Linked DNA regions of Homo sapiens: region 2 is linked to region 1. Evidence: chromatin loops called from intact Hi-C (ENCODE). Cell type or tissue: dorsolateral prefrontal cortex. All regions are shown on one strand. Links, peaks and the distances in the headings refer to the core of each region. The heading gives the core; the rest is flanking DNA. Region 1 holds the start of LOC105377310 (a long non-coding RNA gene). Region 2 overlaps TMEM150C (transmembrane protein 150C).

What was found. Peaks named below come from ENCODE experiments on the same cell type or tissue, not always from the same donor. Only the 100,000 strongest peaks of a DNase experiment are listed, where the experiment ranks them.
Region 2: it touches region 1 in a loop (2.7-fold over the local background); 3 of 110 quality-filtered maps call a loop at or near these places.

Annotation. Positions count from the first base shown.
Region 1 is chr4:82,467,319-82,471,710 of GRCh38, reverse strand. It overlaps LOC105377310 (a long non-coding RNA gene), which reads right to left and starts at 2,706. Exons shown (of 3, transcript XR_007058164.1): 1 at 1,394-2,706. In dorsolateral prefrontal cortex, for the core only: a CTCF peak has its summit at 1,755; no DNase peak of the experiment used is centred there; H3K27ac peaks cover 868 bases.
Region 2 is chr4:82,513,902-82,518,293 of GRCh38, reverse strand. The region is part of intron 1 of TMEM150C (transmembrane protein 150C); the gene reads left to right. Among named protein-coding and RNA genes, the nearest start is that of TMEM150C, 46 kb to the left of the region's middle. In dorsolateral prefrontal cortex, for the core only: CTCF peaks have their summits at 2,065 and 2,328; a DNase peak (open chromatin) is centred at 2,303; H3K4me3 peaks cover 832 bases; H3K27ac peaks cover 3,719 bases.

The DNA of each region.
Region 1 (4,392 bases), core at 182-4,181:
TGTAGTCCCAGCTGCTTGGGAAGCTGAGGCAGGAGGATCGCTTGAGCCTGGGAGGTCAAGGTTGCAGTGAGCCAAGATTGTGCCACTGCACTCCAGCCTGGGTGAAAAAGTGAGACCCTGTCTCAAAAAATAAATAAATAAATAAAATAAGAAGCTGAGCTGACTCTGTAGGTCATACTCAGATTTTAAAATTTAACTCATCAAAAACTCTCCTCACAGACCAGGCACGGTGGCTCATGCCTGTAATCCCAGCACTTTGAAAGGCTGAGGTGGGTGGATCACTTGAGGTCACGAGTTCAAGACCAGCCTGGCCAACATGGTGAAACCTTATCTCTACTAAAAATATAAAAATTAGCCAGGCATGGTGGTGCACGCTTGTAATCCCAACTACGTGGGAGGCTGAGGCAGGAGAATTGCTTCAGGTGGAGGTTGTGGTGAGCCGAGGTCGTGCCACTGTGCTCCAGCCTGGGCGACAGAGCGAGACTCCATCACAACAACAACAACAACAACAACAGCAGCAGCAGCAGCAACAAGAACAACTCCACCCACAAATGCTATCTGGGTCAGAATAAAGAAAAGATGTAAGGTATTCAATGAATATTTCTGTATAAAGCAGAACTAAGAGATTTATTTACCAGTCAATATTAGAATAACATCTAAGATGACCAGATTTTTGTAAACTATATTTAGATTTGTAGCCAGAGATAATTAAGAGCACTGGGGGGAAAGGGCTTAGACTAAACACAGCAACAAGTGGATTCAGTGACTAGAAGTACTCCAGATAGAGACCAGCTGGTGATTTGCTTTTTGCATTGTCCTAGGAGAGAGCTTTCTCAAAATACATTTGACTTCCTTATCGTATCCATAAGCATTATCATTACTTGCCCTTGGAAGGCTTTAAGCAGTACCCTTTTCTAGTATAAAGCCTGAAAGCACTATGCTTATTATCAGCAGTCTTTTTCTATTGTGGCATTTTATTTTGTAGGAATAACTACTGGAGCTTCAAGCACAGGCTGCTAGGAATGGGAAGAAAACGAATTTGAGAGGCACTGTGCAAAAGACAACAGGTGTGACTTGCTGCCTGTGGAGGAGGGTGAAGGGGAAGAAAGCGTCAAAGACATTCTGAAGGTTCAAGCCTGTATGACTGGGAAGATGGGGACACTTGCAAAATGTAGGAAGATAAGAGATGCCACCACTTGGAAGGAGACGGGGGAATGATGAGACAATCTCGATGTTCCTAACTGCATACCCCAGCAGAGGCCTTTTAAAAGCCTCGCTGTGCTGAAACGGATGAAAAATCCTGTCCACTGCTTAGTACTATTTGATTCACGTTGGCTGCCAAACAGATTATCACAAAATGTAGTGGCATAAAGCCACCATTTATTATACTCACAGATTCTGTGGGTCAGGAATTCAGACAGGGCACAGCAGGGACAGCTTTTCTCTGAAGTCTGGGGTCTCTACTAGAGAGCTTGAAGGCTGGACGCTGGAAGCATCTGAAGACCAGCCTATTCTTGTGTCTGGAGGTCAAGGCTGGCTGTCAGCTTGAGGCCTTAGTTTTTCTCCATATGGGTGAATCTGGGCTTCTCACAGTGTGGTAGCTGACTTCCCCAGAGCAATTGTCTAACCCCAGCTCTTGAAAAAAGTGAGTCAGCTAGAAGCTGTATCATAACCTAGCTTAGAAAGTTACAAACCATGGCCTCTGTTGTCCTTGTTTGGTTGGAGCAGTCGTAAGTCCCACCCAGTCTCATAGAATGGAACATAGGCCCCACCTCTTGGTGAGAGGACTGCAAAAGTCACATTGTAAGAAAAGCATGTAGGGGTGACATCCATGAACAGGGAAGAATAAGGAACATCAAAAGTCCCTCCAAAAAAGCAATAAATAAACTGGCAAAAACTGCCAGAATCAACTTTTTTAGAATTCTAGAACCTAAGCAAAAGCTTACAGCAACCAGGAGGACTTAATCAAGAAAGACTAACTACTTTTGCAAAAATTATGAGTGAGGGAAATCTAACATAACTGACTCCATCTTCCTTCTAACCTCACAAGCTGTCTTTGCTCATTCCAGGCTAACTATAGGAGGAATTTTGTATTTACTTTTATTTTTATTTTTTGAGACAGGGTTTCACTCTGTCACCCAGGCTGGAGTGCAGTGACACACTCATGGCTCACTGCAGCTTCGACCTCCCAACCTCAAGCAATCCTACTGTCTCAGCCTCCTGAGTAGCTGGGACTACAGGCACATAACCACCATGCCCAGCTAATTTTTGTTTTGTTTTCTTTTGTTTTGATAGATGGGGTTTCATCATATTACCCAGGCTGGTCTTGAACTCCTGGTCTTGAGTGATCCTCCCACCTTGGCCTCCCAAAGTGCTGGGATTACAGGTGTGAGCCACCGTGCCTGGCCTACGAATTTATAGTTTAATGTTAAAACAAAAATGAAAATAGTTCCTTCTCATAACTAACCCCCTCCTTGCTCAGGACCAAAACTGCTTTTGTAAAACTAACCAAAGGCCTCAAGCTTAGAAATGTGATAGGGCCCTGAATTCTGCTAAGATGTAGGCACAAACTCTAATCAGCCATTGTTTCTTCTGCTAAGATGTAGGCAGAGTTAAACTCTAACCAGTCATTGTTTTATAACTTGACTGTTTAAAACTACTTGGCCCGGCACGGTGGCTCATGCCTATAATCCCAGCACTTTGGGAAGCTGAGGTGGGTGGATCACGAGGTCAGGAGTTCAAAACCAGCCTGGCCAAGATGGTGAAACCCCATCTCTACTAAAAATACAAAAAAATTAGCCGGGTGTGGTTGTGGGTGCCTGTAATCCCAGCTACTCGGGAGGCTGAGGCAGAGAATTGCTTGAACCTGGGAGGTGAAGGTTGCAGTGAGCCGAGATGGCACCACAGCACTCCAGCCTGGGCTATAGAGTGAGACTCCATCTAAAAAAAAAAAAAAAACTCTTTACTACTCAGAAGTCACATAGCCACTGGTCACAAGATTTGTAACTTCCCCCAAATGCCCCTGTGGATAACATCACTGTTATAAAACCTAAGACTGATGTTTGAGATATTTTTCAGATTTGAATTTCGTATGGACCAACTGGCACCACCCATTAAAAAAAGTTGCACCCAGATATCAACTCAGCAAAAGAATAGCAACCCCCTATGATTTCATCCTTGACCCAACCCATCAGCATTACTCATTCCCTAGCCTCCTGCCCACCAAACTATCCTTGAAAAACCCTAGTCCCCGAATTCTCAGGGAGGTGGATTTGAGAATTATTTCCCGTCCATCTGCTTGGTGGGCCCTGTGATAATGAAATTATTTGCTGCAACACTCTTGCTGCTCTTAGTGCATTAGCTTTTCTGGGCAGTGGGCAAGAAGAACCCAGCTGGGCAATTACAAAACTACCTGAATCTCAGCAAAAGCTCAGGAAGCTCTGTGGTGATTTAAGTTACCCTCCTTCTAACTCCCACTCCTGTGCTCAGTGATGATGGCCTTGAAGGTAAGAGCCCAGGTTTCTAGCACAGGTAAGAATGCCAGAGGGAGCAGAATAATGGATCTCATTCACAAAGAATTGTGGTCATTCGTTTTGAGCTGTGCGTTTGTCTGCTTGGGCTGCTGTAACAAAATGCTACAGACTGGGTGGCTTAAACGACAGAAATGTATTCTCTTACAGTTCTGGAAGCTCAAAGTCCAAGATCAAGGTTCTGGCAGATTTGGCTTTTAGTGAAGGCTCCTCCTGGCTTGTAGATGCCACCTTCTCAGTGTGTCCTCACATGGTGGAGAGTTCTCTGGTGTCTCCTCCTCCTTTTATAAGGCCACCAATCCATTGGATTAGGGCCCACCCTTATTAACTCATTTAATCTTCATTGCCTCCCAAAGGCCTTATCTCCAAATATAGTCACATTGGGGCTTAGCTAGGGCCTCAATATATGAATTTGTGGGAACACGATTAAGTCCATAGCAACGTATCTGGTGGCTCCTTAGCTGAATGGGCTTACTATTATCTTGCCTAACTTGGAACTCTGCCAGTTCTGAGGCAGCTACCAGGGTCCTTTGATGAAAAGTTAAAGGCAAATGTATTAATCACAACCCTGGAACAATGGAAAACAGCTGGAGCCAACAGCAGTCTAACCAAAACGCTTGACAGAAAAGGCTAGTGATGCTTTGGTGAACAAGGGCTTTGAAAAGCTCTGACATTCTTGGTGTTATGGGTTGAAATATGTATCCCCCCCACCCCAAAGATATGCTGCATCCTAATTCCCAGTACATCAGAGTGCAACCTTATTTGGAAATAGAATCACTGCAGATGTAGTTAGTTGAGATCATACTGGTTTAGGGTAGGCCCTTCCTCTAATATGACTGGTGTGCTCATAAAATAGCCTTGT
Region 2 (4,392 bases), core at 202-4,201, 47 kb before region 1:
TCCAGGCTGGAGTGGAGTTGCTTGATCTCGGCTCACTTCAAGCTCCACCTCCCGGGTTCAAGCAATTCTCCTGCCTCAGTCTCCCCAGTAGCTGGGATTACAGGTGCCTACCAATATGCCTGCCTAATTTTTGTAGTTTTAGTAGAGATGGAGTTTCACCATGTTGGCCAGGCTGGTCTCGAACTCCTGACCTCAGATGATCCGCCCGCCTCAGCCTCCCAAAGTGCTGGGATTACAGACATGAGCTACCATGCCCAGCCTGGTCACTACTTTCTGAGAATATTTTTTAGTCTCTGTAAGGAGAGGTAGGAAACATGTCAGTCCTCTTAGCAGTGAGCTTGCAAGTTGTTGTTAGAATATGTTATTGCTCTACGTGCTTCATTTTCTTGGTTAACTATGGAGCCACTTTGTCTGATGACTGTATAGTCAGTTTTCCAGAGAAACAGAACCAATAGGATATATAGAGATATAGAAGAGGAGATTTATTATGAGAATTGGCTTAGGCAATTATGGAGGCCAGAAGTCCCATGATCTGCCATCTGCAAGATGGAGACCCTGTAAAGCTGGTGTTACAATCCAGTCCAAGTCTGGAGGCCTGAGAGCAAGGGGAGCCGATGGTGTAACTCTCAGTCCGAAGCTGAAGGCTTCAGAGCCTGGGAGGGGTGCAGGTATGTGTCTGGAATCCCAAGGCTGAGACTGGAGTTCTGATGTCCAAGGGCAGTAGAAGATGGGTGTTCCAGCGCAAGAAAAGAGAGAATTCATTCCTCCTCTGCCTTTTTGCTCTATCAGGGCCCTCAATGGATTGGGTGATGCCTTCCCACATTGGTAAGGGTGAGTTTTCTTTACTTAGTCTACTGATTCAAATGCTGATTTCTTACAGAAACATCCTGACAAGCACACTCAGGAATAATGTTTTACCAGATACCTGGGCATTCTTTAGCCTAATCAAGTTGACACCTAAAATTAACCATTACAGTGATCTTCCTGATTTTGCTCCTATTTCTGAGGACACACTCTTATTCATATCCTGTAACCTTATAAGTGCTTAAAATAAACATGAAATGACATCATTGGTGGGAAATGAGAGAGGATTTAAGGAAGCTAGGGAAGGCTGATAATTTACAAGGTCTGTTCCAGGTCGGTTTTTGTACAGGGTACTGTATGAAGTGAGAAACTACATTGGGTCACCTTTCACGAGGTGTGTGGAGCACCAACAGGCTTTGGAAGGACAGGCATCAGGCAGTTAACTGCATTTTACAAGTCCCTGGTCTCACTGTTTTTCATTCTGGTCGTGTAGTGGTCCTAAGCGTTCTGGGGAGTTCGGGTTCTGAGTTGTTGATTAGTTCTTCTGGCCATAGGAAGGATGCAGGATGATGTACAACCTTCCCCACATCAGTCTGAACTCCAACAAGAAACCTATGATCTGGTATATTTCACATGTGTTTTGTCCTTCCAAAGAAGTCATCAGCGTAAAGTAATTTCTAAGAGACTATTTGAAGGATTTGTTCCTTTTGCTTCACCAAGAGGACATTAAAAGCATATTCTACATTCTCTGTCAGGTTTCTGACTGAGTTCCTAAGCAGTCATCTTTCAGCTGGAATAGATCTGCAGTTTTACCTTCTTTTTCTGGACCACAAATGGGATGGGCATCAGTGGTACTGAGACAACCATTTATAACAATAATAGCTTCCAATTATTGAATGCTTGCCATGTGCTTATCAAATAGTCTTATGTATGTTAACTCCCTTAATCTTCACCACAGCCCTAGGAAATAGGTACTATTATGATCCCCATTTTATAGATGAGAAAACTGAGGCTTAAAGAAGTTTAAGCAGTGTGTACAGTATCACCCAGCTACTAAGTGGCAGAGCCTGGATTTGAAACCAGAGAATCTGGATCCAGGCTATGTGCTCATGGTTCCTGCTCTGTTCTGAGTTCCCATTAGAATGGAGCATGGAAGAATTATCATTTTGACTATCACCCTGGTATAACACATCCACTGAGCAGCTGCCAGCTTGTTTGAGGAGGAGGTTCGAGTTTAGTGTTTGGGGCTTGATGGTCAAATGCATCTGCCTGGCATTTCTTAGTCTTCGTGTTCTACCATTAGCCACATAAGATTCAACCTGAATTTGCTTCTCGGGTCCCCATCTCTTGAACTTTCTGGGCCTGTCTGTCCTCTGGGGATCTGAGTGGTGCATTTCTTGTTGTGCTCTGGTTTGCTTCATGTTTGGTTGTTTCTCTTCACTGAACCAGGCCTGAGGTGTTGATGTCAGAGCCTAGCAAGGAGAGCCAGCATTGTGAATTGTGAAGGCTCACTGTTTGTTTTGGCACTTGGAGCTGTGACTATGGGCCAGAAAGAGGGTTGCTGTGATGCTATTTCAAAGCTGTAGACCAGGGGCTTCCAGGCACAAGGATCTCATTTTCAGTTAGCTTGTGGTCAGGCTGCCGTACAGATTTGGTTTTTTGGTTTGTTTGTTTTTGCCTTAGGGATAGGAAGGCACGTGAAATCACTGCCTATGGCTGAAGGACTAGAAGAGATTCTTTTTTTTTTTTTTTTGAGATAGAGTCTCACTCTGTCGCCCAGGCAGAAATGCAGTGGCACGATCTCAGCTCGCTGCAACCTCTGCCTCCTGGGTTCAAGCGATTCTCCTGCCTCAGCCTCCCAAGTAGCTGGGATTATAGGCGCGTGCCACCATGCCCGGCTAATTTTTTTATTTTTAGTAGAGACGGGGTTTCACCATGTTAGCCAGGCTGGTCTCCATCTCCTGACCTCGTAATCTGCCCACCTCGGCCTCCCAAAGTGCTGGGATTACAAGCGTGAGCCACCGCGCCCGGCCAAGAGATTTCTTTAGAACTGCTGAGTCAGTCATATTGGGAGTAATCACCTCACTGTCATCTATAAAATGAAATTAGTCATGTTACCCAGCCATTCCTATACTTCTCAGGGTGCTGTGCTGAATAAAATACAGTGAAATCTTTAAGGAAAACTTATGTGCGCATATTTATAAAACCTTTCTAAAAATTGTATATGTCAAAGGTGGGCCACTGCTAAGTGAGGAACCCATTCCCTGGCCTTAATTCCTCCCTGTGCTGAGGGGAACCACCTAGTCACTTGGAACTCTTGGGTATCAGTGGATTCACCAGAGTAAGGTTCTGTTAAGTTAGTGTCACCTCAGAATCGTTCTGTTAAGTTAGTGTCACCTCAGAATCAATGTACCTCTCTAGTAGCTAATGGACAGAGTGATTTTGTCATTTTTATAGAGAATAGGGTGAAACATCAGGTGAGGTGTTTGGGCTTCAATTAACAGAGTATCTGAATGTATTAGCTAGAGTGAAAGGTTCAGCTGCTATAACAACAATAAGGCAACAATAATGTGGCTTAAAAATGAATTTTTTTTTCACATAACAGTCCATGGTGGCTATTTCATATCAGTGAGGGGCGAAGGGGCTCATGATAACCAGGCCATCTGCAGCATAGCTCCTGTCTTCCGGTCATCGTGTCCCGGTTCATAGGAAATGAGTATGTGCCAGGCAGGCTTACATTCCATTGGCAAGAATTAATTCATGTGGCTACTTCACAGTGCAGAGGAAGATGGGGAGAGTCATGTAGCTGGGCAGCCATGTGCCTAGCTATTCCTCTGACACAGTGGAAGAAGAGAAGAATGGATGTTCATAGTCAGCTGGCTGTCTTTGCTGGAGTCAGTGCCTCTGACCACCAAGAATCAGTGAATGCCCCAATTTCTACACATAGAACACACTTGCTTCATCCCAAGGGAGACAAACCAAAGCCCCATCCAGTAAATGCACTGCCTGAAAATCCATGGTCGCTGGGTAACGTATGAATTATTTCCATTACGTTCCAACATGGTTCCTGATGGTCTTGCAACCTGTGAGCTAAAAGGCAAGTTATCTCCCGACTTCTGCACTCATACTCACATTCAATATACCACGGTAGAACAGGGAGCAGAAAAACACAATTAAAACTCCTATTGGAAAAAGAGGAGGAGGAAATGCACACAGCAGCCCCTGGTCCACAGCAAGGCTGGGATCCTGCAGCAGGCAATGGGAAGGCCCCTTGCCCCGGCAGAAGAGGAGCTTGCCTGACTAGACTCTGGTTCTGCTCTTCAGGAGAGCCCTTGCTCATGCTCTTGGTGTCCCTTGGTCTTGCCCTTGGGGAAGGGGCTTCTCTGTGTTCAGTTTCCTCCTTCGCCAAATCTGAAGTGGGTGCTGGGGTTATCCCCCGCCTTGGTGGCTGTTCAGCTTTTGCAGCCCACTGCCTGCTGGTGCAAATTTGGAAGTTTGAGAGTGCAACAGTCATATTACTGGCTTGGCTATGGTCCCTTTGCTAATGCAGTTCAGGTACTCAGAACTTCCAGCCAGTTCACATGCCAG